2 separate regions of the Homo sapiens genome follow, and region 2 is linked to region 1. The links are chromatin contacts, found by Hi-C or POLR2A ChIA-PET in ENCODE. All regions are on one chromosome and are shown on one strand. The core of a region is the stretch at or near the end of the contact, and the rest is flanking DNA. Distances in the headings are between cores, read along the strand shown.

Region 1 (5,609 bases), core at 381-2,880:
CTGTCACTAAATGCTAATAACTGGTGAATCTAGGTGAAGGGTATGTAGGTATTCACTGAATTATTCTGTCAACTTCTTTGTAGTTGGATTTTTTTAAAACAAAAAGTTGGAGAACATGGAAAAGAATCCTGGTGGCCTGTGAAGGATGGATGGGGGCAGGGGGTGGACCTGGTTTGGGGACAGCTGTACTGGGAGCTCTGTCCCCTCAGGAAGTCTCTCTCCACCACTCATCATGGCTTCTCCCTGCAGCATGTCCCCTCGCTGCTGCAGGCAGGCTTTGCCAGGCTGCAGATGCATGGCCACAGGCCCCTCTGGATTCCCAGCCTTCCAGCAAGCATCTAGAGAGAAAAGAGCCTGCTGCAGCTAGAAAAACCCTGGGATCTAATGAGCTCAGCTTGGGTCATGTGCTCCTCCCAACTCCCACTCCTACCCCTGCCAACCACCCATTGGGTCAGACCCATGCACTCCAGGCACTGAGGGGAGAGCTAGGAGGGAGAATCAATCAGACTCGGGAGGGAGAGGGCAGAGCAGCAGAGGGTTAAGGATGAGCCAATGGTTTCTAACTAGGGGGACTAGGGAAGGCAGCCTTAACTGAAAGAGAATACAAGACAAGCCAGTTTGGGTGTTCTGTTTTGAACTCGATAAATTCAGAAGCTTTGCGAGGATCTAGGGGGAGAATCTCACAGATTGCTGGGAATACAAATCTGTAGCTCAAAAACGCATTGGCAGTGCCTGCTGCTTGATGAAGGCATGGGTGTGCGGGCTTCATCTGGAGAATGCGGAAGATTCCATCATGCCTAGCAGGCTAGCACGGAGCCCCCTCTCCTTGTAACCAGGCTCGTTGGCGACAGAGATCCTGGCAAATTATGAGGAAGTAGAAGCTGGGAGCCATTCAAAGTCATCACATCCACGTTTCTCTTCAGGGACTCAGCCAGGGCCGCTCCTGCTGCTTGTTCCAAGGCACACTGGGAGTTGTTGGGCAAATATTTGCACAACATTTAGGCCCTAAACCTGCAATGGCCTGAGCCCCTCCATGACAGAGCCTCCTACCCGGGTGCAGGCAGCTCTCTCAGCTTCTCCATCAAACCTAGCTACAGCAAGGGCTGTTGAGCCACTCCAAGCTCAAGTCTGGTTTTCCAGAAAAGATGTCCTGCCAAGAAATGTGTTACTGAAGAGGGAAAGGGAAATATAACCAAAGGCCAGGGTACTGGCACCTTTCTCCTGTCCTCTCCTGAAAACAGGGACCTCTGCTTCCTTTTGCCTTCTTGTTCTGTGTTCAGGAAAAGTTGTGTCTGTGGTTAATCTCTCGAGATCCGGAGGGAGTTGGAAATGGGTTTGAATTCCAGTTTCCCCATCCCCATCACTTCCTTGGGAGTCAGTGAAAGTCACTGAGGTAACACAGCAGAGCGCTCGGCATATGAGAAGCGTGAGCCAAATGTGAGCTGTTCTCTCCCAGGAGCGTGTCTGAATGGGGCTGGAGATGGACGCCTCCTTTCCTCATTTCTCTCAGACCTCCTGGGGTGGTTTCCTGTCACAGAACAGAAGCAATTGCCTCAAATCAGATACCCAAGGATGCTGCAGGGAGAAGAGGCTGGAAGAGGGTGGCTGGGGTTTCACTTGTGTAAGCCACACACCTAAAATAAGCCCCCGCAGGAGACTCTGGGAATTTCCTGTAATTTTCACTGTAAATGTCCTATTTATAAAGCTGAGTCACTGCAAGCCGTTGTTTCACAACCACCCAGCATGTGGAGACAGGCCGGCACAGGAAACAAGGAGCATACCCCAAAACGCAGGCCTCACTCATGGCCTTTGGGGGTTCCCTGGGGCCAGCCTGGGCCTGGCCGTTCAGCCCCTGTAAACACCTCCACAAACTCAGGATTTGGGTCACTGGGCCAGGCTTACGCTCTCATCCCCCATTAGCCCTTTTTCTGGCTTCTTTGCTCCAAAATAGTCTTTTTTTTTTTTTTTTTTTTTTTTTTGGTTATACATTTACAGGAAAAGTCTGGCTTCTTCGAGAGTTGCTTACAGACAGTGCCAGGCCTGTCCCCTCTGGAGACCTGAAGGGTCTGGCCTTAAGTAGGATCCAGGGCAACTCTCTGCTTTCCCACATGAATAGACCTGCCTGGATGCCTCTGCTCATCACCACCTCTATAAAACAAACAGATTCTCCCAGGACAGATTCCATACGTTCAGGGCTCAGGGTGCCTGAACCCAGAATTCATTAAAAGCAGTGAAGGGGCAAAAACGGGAGCAGATGTCAGCAAAGCACAACTGCACTTAGCAAGTTCACCTTTCCATCCAGAGTTCCTTGCAGGAGGGGCCAGGAGGGAACACAAAACCCTCCTCACTTCCTGATTTTACAATCACTCAGCTAGCGGCTACAATCAGGGTCACTAATCACAGCTGTTGAACCAGGCCGCCACATCCTGCCACCAGCAGCCCCGGAAGACACTGTGCAGAGCAGGAGGCAACCCTATGCCACTGGTTCTCTGGTGTGCAGAGAAGTCTCCAAATCAAAGAAACCTTAATGCTTAGTGACAGCTTCTCGTTAAACAAGGTAAACAGTGGTCCAGTGAAAACATTCTCAATGTTGCTGAGAATGTTTCCCTCAACACACTTCTTTTTGGGAGCCAGCTCAGAGGCCCAGCTCTGTGTGCCTTGTGGGTTCAGCTCTGATTTCTGGGAGCCCTGGGAATGTAGGAGGTTTGGACCCTGAGAAGTCCCTGGGCCGGCAGTGCTGTGTGTCAGTGTCAAGGCAGTGCAGTGGCATGGGGCAAGGCCTCTGTGAACTAGTCAGCGGGGAAGGGGCGGGAGGGCATTGCCAGGTGCCCAAGGCTATCTCCAGTGCCAGAGCTCCTCCCTCCCCGTCCCCACATTATGTGACCAAAGGTCTTTGGGTGTTGCTGCCGGATGGTGGGTCTTCTGGTCCAGCTGCTCTCTAACACCTGATGCCCTTTTATCACCCTCTGTCTCTCATACTTCCCAGGCCCCGGCCTGAGCCCCAACCCAGGCAAAGTCCCCTGAAGTCGCTATTCCTTTCCTTATTCTTTATTTTCATCGCCACATCTCTCTCTCTCTCTCTCACCCCCGTTACCAGAGAATTTAGGCTACCTTTTCTCCATCAGCATGGCCCGTGGCCCGACAGCAAATGTCTGAATGTGTGTGTGGTAGCTGGCACTCAGCTTCTCATGAGCTCCGTGATGTGAGCTCCATCTATGGAGGACACAGATGTTAGTGTCACAAAAACCCAGGCATTTTCAACTCCTGTCTAGTGAGTCACCCTTCCCCTAAGCCCCACCCCCACCTATCACAGAGATTAACTGGGGTTGGGGGAGGGTGCTTCTTACTGTAGCAGTAAAAAAACAAAGTAACCTGTCAATTTAGAAAAAACAGATTCAGGCCCAGTGCAGTGGCTCATGCCTGTAATCCCAGCACTGTGGGAAGCTGATATGGGCAGATTGCTTTGAACTCAGGAGTTCAAGACCAGCCTGGGCAACATGGCAAAACCCTACCTCTACAAAAAATTAGCCAGGCATCATGGCACATGTCTGTGGTCCCAGCTACTCCAAAGGCTGAGTGGGAGGATCAACTGAGCCCAGGAGGCAGAGGTTGCAGTGAACCAAAATCGTGCCACTGCATCCAGCCTAGGTGACAGAGACCCTGTCTCAAAAAAAGAAAAAGAAAAAACAGATTCAAACCAATTAGAACTCAGAAGGTTCAGCAAGTTCACCAGACACAAAATCTACCTGCAAAAATCAACAACATCTCTGTCCACCCACAATAACTGCTGAAAAATATTATTAAAAAGATACCATTTACAATAGCAGCAAGAATTACAAAATATATCTAGGTAATAGCCAAGAATACCCAAAACTTCTAAAAACATGTCTTAAATTCTAATAAGGAAACATAAAATGATCTGAATAAATAGAGTACATTCCACATTTTGGGTAGGATGACCTCATGTAAGATGACTTACTTTGGATGACATTTATAAAGACCTAGTTATATGAACAATGAACCTATAAATTTAATGCAATGCTAATCAAAATTCCAACTGGATTTCTTTTTGAGAAACTCAATGGAGAAATAATTAACTTTTACAAAGAAGAGTAGAGGGGAGACTTGCCCAATTACCTACACTACAAAATCAGAATAACAGTAGCAGTGCCAGCTCCGTGGCAGTCCAGTAGACTAGCAGAAAAGCATGGGTAGCTGGGCAACACACTCCGGTCCTTTAGGAACTACACAGAGAGAAAGTTAACCCAGCAAACACAGGTCCTCAGTGGGCTCAGCCACCAGTGGAGGTTTTGCTGGGATATTTTGCTACACTACTATCATTGCAACAAGTATACCTAAGGGATAACAAAACATGTGCCTCAAGGTCCCCGTGTGACTTAAAATGCACTACATCAAACTGGCTCTGTGGAAAGAACAGGACTTAACCGTTCAGCAGGCCTAACTCTCTGGAGCTGCCCCTGAAGTCCGCAGCAGCTACACGTCCTTCATGAGGCCAGATGTGCAAAGCCGGGCCCAGAAAGCTGAGGTAGGTCCCTGCACAAGGCCACAGGGCTTCCATCTCTCTCCACAGAAAACACATCGCAGAGCTCATGAGAAGCTAAGTGCCAGCTACCAGGAGTGCTGGAGGGTGAGCTGGAGGAGGTGGCCTTAGGTGGAGATGAAGGGACAGGAGTCCACAAAGCAGGCCCACTCTGAGTGTCCAGCAATGCTAGGTAAAATTCACAGGTGGAAATCCTAGGCCCCAGGGTGACGGTGTTTGGAGGTGGGGCTTTGGGAGGTGATTCGGTCTTGGGGACAGAGCCCTGAAGAGCCCTTTAATGGAGGGGATTAAAGCCCTTATGAAAGAAACCCCTTCTGCCACAAGAGGACTCTGGGAGAAGGCGCTCTCTATGAACCAGAAATCCAGCCCTCACCAGACACCAAATCTGCCAGCGCCTTGATCTCAGACCTCCCAGCCTCCAGAACTGTGGGAAATAAATGTCTATCCAGTCTGTGGATTCCTGTCCTAGCAACCCAAATGGACTAAGACAAGCATCTTTTACTTCAACTAATTCAAGCAGATGTTCAGCTCTCCTGAATTACTAAAAGCATACACATTTTTAAAAATAGAGCATACAAATCAAATCTCAAGCATTTTGTGTCCACTCTCTTTAGCTCCTTGTCGCTCGTCTCATGTTTCTGTAAAACCACATTCTTTCCTCTCATTTTCGGTGGGGTCTGTCTGGGTTGTGCTGTAGCAACAAAAAATTTCCAAATCACAGAGGCTTTACACATTGATCATTGATATTTGAGCACTGATCATTGCTGAAGCTGAGTAATGGGTACAACAGGTTTGATATTATATATATGCATATATATATTGTATTGTATATATACATATATATTTGAAATTTTCAATAATAAAAGGTTTTGTAAATCTCCATGGCTTAAACCCACAAAGGCTCGTTTCTTGCTCATCTTCCATGTCCCTCATGGATCAGCAAGGTCTCTACTCCACTTCATCCTCATCCAGAGACACAGGCTAGCCAGCCTCCACCCTCTAGATTATTACTCACTACCGTAGCACCAAAAAGGAACCACGGGGAGAG
Region 2 (5,461 bases), core at 1,914-4,413, 110 kb before region 1:
GAACCTGTTTATTGCTGGCCACTGGCCAACTTTGAGGGCACTGGTACTGTGGCTCCCAAGATCCTGCTAATGGGCATGTTCAGTTACACACAGGCTGGGGATGGCCAACAGTAGTACAGCCTGGAGGATTTTGCACTTCCTTTGGCTGAACTAACAACATGAGACCCTTAAATACAGATCAAGCTAAGTGAAAAAGTTAAGGAAAATTAAAACAAGAAGCATTGGAAAGATTTTGCCTTTACTTAAAATTCCCCAACATTTTCCTTTTAAAAGAAAATTAGCTAACCAGCTTTTAGTGGTCATTTATGGCTTATAAATACTTTCTAAGACTTTGTGTCACTTCCTGTTGCACAAATGGCAGGTTGGAATGTGCCCTTAGATCTCACCTAGTATTTCCCTTTCCAGAGCATCTGTCTCCTCTATCATTCCTGGATCCTGAAAAACCTCCAGAAGAAAGGAGATGCTTTTGCGAGACACAGATCCCAAGGCTCCCCCTACTCCAGTGCTACCAGATGTAAGAGAAGACCCCTTTCCTGCCTGGACCTATGCCACAGGCTGTATCTGTTCACCACACTCATCACCCAAAGCTGGAGAAGCAGCAAGGAGCAATCACAGATGTGGGGTGATGTGTCCCCACCATTGTCATGATCCTTTGGACGTATCTTCCTCCTGTACACTTGAGCAGATTTGGAGACAGTCTATGAACATGTTTTTTTCCCCTGTTTTTATCAAGTGTTCTCTGTTTTCTACTGAATCTTCAAACACAGCTTGTGTCTTATTTTCTGTTGGATGTATCGAGAATAGTATTTTCCCACTTCTGAAGAGCTTAAAAAATAGGCCATACTTCTGTTTTTCTGAGAATGTAGTTCTGCCTATAAGTGGGGAGATGAAAATAGCCTTCTAAATCTGTGGTCCTTAAGTTTATCTTCCCTCTTAACTTCACCAGGGAGCCAACAGCACCCATGTGCCTCAGGGTGGAGGTAAGAGTGAGAGATGAAGTGCAAAAGGTTGTTCAAACTTAAGTGCCTGGCAAGTCTTTTGGTCCCTGAGCCTGGGGAATTGCTATAGAAATCTAATCAGAGAAAGCAATCCAGGGCCAATGGGCAGGGCCAAGTACTGGGCAGGAATCAGGGTCATGGGTTACAAATTCATTTGAGAGTGAAATTATGAGCTTGCATAAAACTTTTATAGGGCTTGATCCTGGGAAATAGGTGAGTACCTTTACAAGGTAGTTAACTGAAAGCTGGAGTTTTCAAGACTTTAACGCTTTTTTCTTCTCCTTAAGTGGTTGGGAATGTGGTGGACATTTGTTAAGTGTGTTTATTTTTTGTTCAGCTTCCCTTCTTCCAATCACAGTTTTGGTGTGACACAGTATTCTACATTGTGTTCACGGCCAACCCCCTCCCTCTATTCAGGGACCTCCAGGGAATGGTGCAGGACTCAAGCTCAGCCAGTCAGAGCCTCCTTTCTGGACCTTGAATATCAAGGGAAGAAGCAGAGGGTGAAAAATAGTTCAGAGGACGCTAGTGGTGGCAGTGTCATCTGTGGGCAGCAGTGAGGTGCTGGCAGGGGCAGACTGTCCTGTGGAATGACCTGGGCCATGCTCCTCCGTGCCCATTCTCTCTTGGTTTCCAGCCATTTTCCTGATCCTTGTTCTCTAGCCCTCCCATCCATCTTGTGAACTATTCAGTATCCTTCTAATACATTCCAGCTTAAATCAAATTAGTCAGGGCTGGTTTCTGTTGCTTGCAACCAAGAATTATATTGGGCCATCTGATGTTCCTATCCTCAAATCTAAAGAGATGTTTCCAGTGTTGCTAGTTGGAGTCTACTTAGAATGGTCTGGCAGCAAGCATGGTATGTCCCTCTATGTGAAAGGAGCTGTACTTAGAGATTTTAAGACCAATCTAGAGTCTAGGGTTTCCAGCATGTTTCCCAAGTGGACCCAACTAATTTGATGTAGAGAGAAATTCCACTGAGTATGGACTCCAAATAGTCAATGTTTGTAGGTATGAAGCCCAAGCCACAAACCTAGGTGGCAAGAGATGGTGAGTTTCTTCATGTATTTAAATCAACTTAATTTCAACTTTACCTTTTCCTACCTAGCAAGAAGGAAATATATTCCCAGGCACACTTGACTTCCCCCAGAACCTCCTCACCCCAAAAGTTGTTTGGAAACCCAGTGTCTCTAGTGCCAGCATGTGGGGAGGCCCTCTGGGCATCAGTCACCAGACTGGATTGGTGGCTGCTGAAACATCCATTGTCCTGGCCAGTGTGGTCCCTTCAAACCTAGTAGCTCTGTTTCTCCCCCTGCAGTGTTTGAAGCATGGGAATCTCTAGCAAGGCTGTTCCCTAGACCTCTGTCTCCCTAGGTGTGCCACAAAACAAAGCCTTTGAAGATTTGATCACCTCCCTAAGGCATGATTAGTCCACTTAGTGGGGAGGACTCTAGTCCCAGATACTTGAGGAATCTATAGATTTCTGTCCCTCCTTGTTTCCAGGAATCTGTTAGCCTGATGAACATCCCACTTTCTTCATAGTTCCCTTACAGGATTCCCTATAACTACCTAATAAGTTAATTAATAGCTTAAGCTTGTGAAAACAAAATTCAAGAAGGAAAATGTCCTGCAGGCAGCTTTTGCTTTCTGCCTTGCTACAAACCTCCTTTGAGGCAAAGATGCACAGAGCCTGTTCCTTGTTCAAATGGGAGAAGGGAGATGGGTCACTACATAGGATGGAAGGAAAATTTTTAAAAAATAAGCAATTTTTTAAAAGTCTTGTCAACAACAGCTAAAATTAATGAGGGGAAAAATAAAACAGAAGTTCTGAAAGGCTATCCACTGCCAAAGACAAGGATTAGTAGAATTTGTATTTGGTGTCACCATCATCTGTGATTCCTTAAAGTTTCTTTCTTTCTTTTTTTTTTTTTTTTTTTTTTGAGATGGAGTCTTGCTCTGTCATCCAGGCTGGAGTGCAGTGGCACAATCTTGGCTCACTGCAACCTCCACCTCCCAGGTTCAAGTGATTCTCTGCCTCAGTCTCCCAATTAGTTGGGATTACAAGTGCCCACCACCACACCCGGCTAATTTTTGTATTTTTAGTAGAGATGGTGTTTTGCCATGTTGGCCAGGCTGGTCTCCAACTCTTGGTCTCAAGTGATCCACCCGCCTTGGCCTGCTGGCATTACAGGCATGAGCCACCGTGCCCAGCCTCCTTAAAGTTTCATAAGAGATGTGATCTCATTTCTAAGCTACTCTGGTATGAATGTCACTCCCTCTTTTCTCACCCTAACTTTTTCAAGTCAGGAATGAGGAGTATTTCTTGTTTGCATTCTGGAAATCAAGTCAGCAGTTCCATCTCTAATTAATATGAAACTTCTACTCCACTGAAAACAAATATTTGTGTTACAAATGAAAGAGAATATCATCCACAATCTAGCTTCTTACTCAGTCCCATGTTGCAGCTGTTGCTTTAAATAGAATCCACTTGCTATAGACTTGGATAGCAAGATGCTTTGGTGAGGTATCTCTGTTGGCATGTGAGCCTAATACTTCACTGATATATTTAAAATAAGCATATGCTAAAAATTTTTTGTTCATTATAAATGCTGATTCCAAGCAGCAAAGAATTCACATTTTGGGAATTTACAAGCCTAATTCATTCCACACATATGAGGCCAGATCCTGGTAGAATTGATGTCTCCCTAGAAGAGGCAGTTGGAAGGGAGAGTTGGGTCTGCACAAACTCATAACCATTGTTGATTTTGAATCACAGAAACCCTGGCTCAAATGGGCTTAGATGAGAGAGGGCCTTATCATCCCATTTAACAAGGCCAGAGGTGGGTTGGCTCCAGGATTGGCCAATTCAGGGGCTTAGGGACATCATGGAGGACCTCCCAAGCCCACAGATATTGCCCATCTTTCCTCTCTGCAACCTTCTGTGTGGCTTCTCACGACCAAGGCATTTCCCAGCATCAAATCATGGCAAGATTTTGAGCCAGGGGAAAGGAGAGGTTTCCTCTTACCTGTCTCTTCTTGATAGCAACAGAATTTCTCCCAAACTATGCTCCCTGCCCCAGCAAATTTCTTTTCATGCCTCATTGGCCAGAATTGAATCAACACCATACACTCAAGGCTTGACTCAGGGAGGCCTTCCAGAGCACATGGCCTCATGGGGATGAAGCTGGGCTTTCCCAAGGAAGGGAAATTCAGGCAGGGAGTCAGCAATGTATATCATGCCACCTTATCCCTTAGGAGCTTATAAACAACATGTAAATATTCTTTATATATTTCCTGCTCCTGTTTTACTTGAGCCCCTCTTCATATTCCCTGGGCTCCATAGTTGCTTCAACAGCCCCTATCCCTCCCCTAACAGCCTTAGGTATCTTCTCTTTCCAATCCACACTCCTTCAAATACCCTGCCCCAACTGCATGCCCCTAGCAGCCTTCTTTTTTTGGGTGGGGGGACGGAGTCTTGCTCTATCGCCTAGGCTGTAGTGCAAATTTTTGTATTTTTGTATTCTTAGTTTTACCATGTTGGCCAGGCTGGTCTCAAACTCCTGACCTCAGGTGATCTGCCCGCCTCGGCCTCCCAAAGTGCTGGGATTACAGGTGTGAGCCACTGCGCTCTGTCTCCATTCATTCATTTATTCATTCACTTACTATATATTTATTGAGTATCTACCATATATCAGTTTGTCAGGTGCTGAGGATACAAAGGTAAATAAAGCACAGGTTTTTGTGTGTGTGTGTGTGTGTTTTGTTTTTGGTCTCTTTTTTTTTTTTTTTTTTTTGAGATGGAGTTTCGCTCTTGCTGCCCAGGCTGGAGTGCAATGGTGCAATCTTAGCTCACTGCAACCTCTGCCTCCTGGGTTCAAGTGATTCTCCTGCCTCAGCATCCCGAGTAGCTGGGATTACAGGCATGTACCACCACACCCAGCTAATTTTGTATTTTTAGTAGAGACAGGGTTTCTCCATGTTGGTCAGGCTGGTCGCAATCTCCCGACCTCAGGTGATCTGCCTGCCTCGGCCTCTCAAAGTGCTGGGATTACAGGCACGAGCCACCGCCCCCGGCCTCCATTCATTCATTTATTCATTCACTTAATATATATTTATTGAGTATCTACCATATGTCAGCTTGTCAGGTGCTGAGGATACAAAGGTAAATAAAGCACAGCTTTTGCCCCCCAGGAGCTCATAGAGGAAACAAGTAAACAGGCAAACCATCTAATGTGATGGTTGTTATAGAAACCAAGTTATAAGTAGAGGAATAAAGAAGTATTAATAATGGTGGTCATTGGCACTGTGGGAAAGCTAAGCATTTGCAAGGTAGATTGTGAACCAAGCCACATTTCTGATGTTTCCAAATTACTGGCTTAAAAAATTAATTGTTGGAGAATAATCAATGTATGAGTTACGAGTGATGTGAAGTATTCCATATTAAAAGGAAGGCATGGGTGGGA

What was found. Hi-C counts contacts between places; a loop is a spot of excess contacts on that map. ChIA-PET counts read pairs that join two places held with the same protein, here RNA polymerase II (POLR2A). Pooled maps may share reads with other maps.
Region 2: POLR2A ChIA-PET joins it to region 1 with 27 read pairs in activated naive CD4-positive, alpha-beta T cell. The contact joins two enhancer-like sites. A Hi-C loop is called at or near these places in 5 of 168 maps with a recorded cell type or tissue (A673, CD4-positive, alpha-beta memory T cell, OCI-LY7 and 2 more), 9 of 37 single-sample maps with no recorded cell type and 12 of 50 pooled maps. POLR2A ChIA-PET finds 5 or more read pairs at or near these places in 18 of 52 experiments (BJ, CD4-positive, alpha-beta T cell, CD4-positive, alpha-beta memory T cell and 14 more).

Annotation. Positions count from the first base shown.
Region 1 is chr14:50,059,506-50,065,114 of GRCh38, forward strand. The region is part of intron 2 of LINC01599 (long intergenic non-protein coding RNA 1599); the gene reads right to left. Among named protein-coding and RNA genes, the nearest start is that of LINC01599, 43 kb to the right of the region's middle. RefSeq lists enhancers at 1,575-1,864, 2,065-2,244, 2,735-2,804, 3,275-3,484, 5,040-5,089 and 1 more. Within about 2 kb of position 1,631, at least 35 of the 41 ENCODE cell types and tissues checked have a DNase peak (open chromatin) inside an H3K27ac peak, as active enhancers do; they include PC-9, where a contact is called at or near this core.
Region 2 is chr14:49,951,065-49,956,525 of GRCh38, forward strand. All of the region lies in intron 2 of LOC100506446 (a long non-coding RNA gene), which reads right to left. Among named protein-coding and RNA genes, the nearest start is that of MIR6076, 13 kb to the right of the region's middle. Within about 2 kb of position 3,164, at least 6 of the 41 ENCODE cell types and tissues checked have a DNase peak (open chromatin) inside an H3K27ac peak, as active enhancers do; they include PC-9, where a contact is called at or near this core.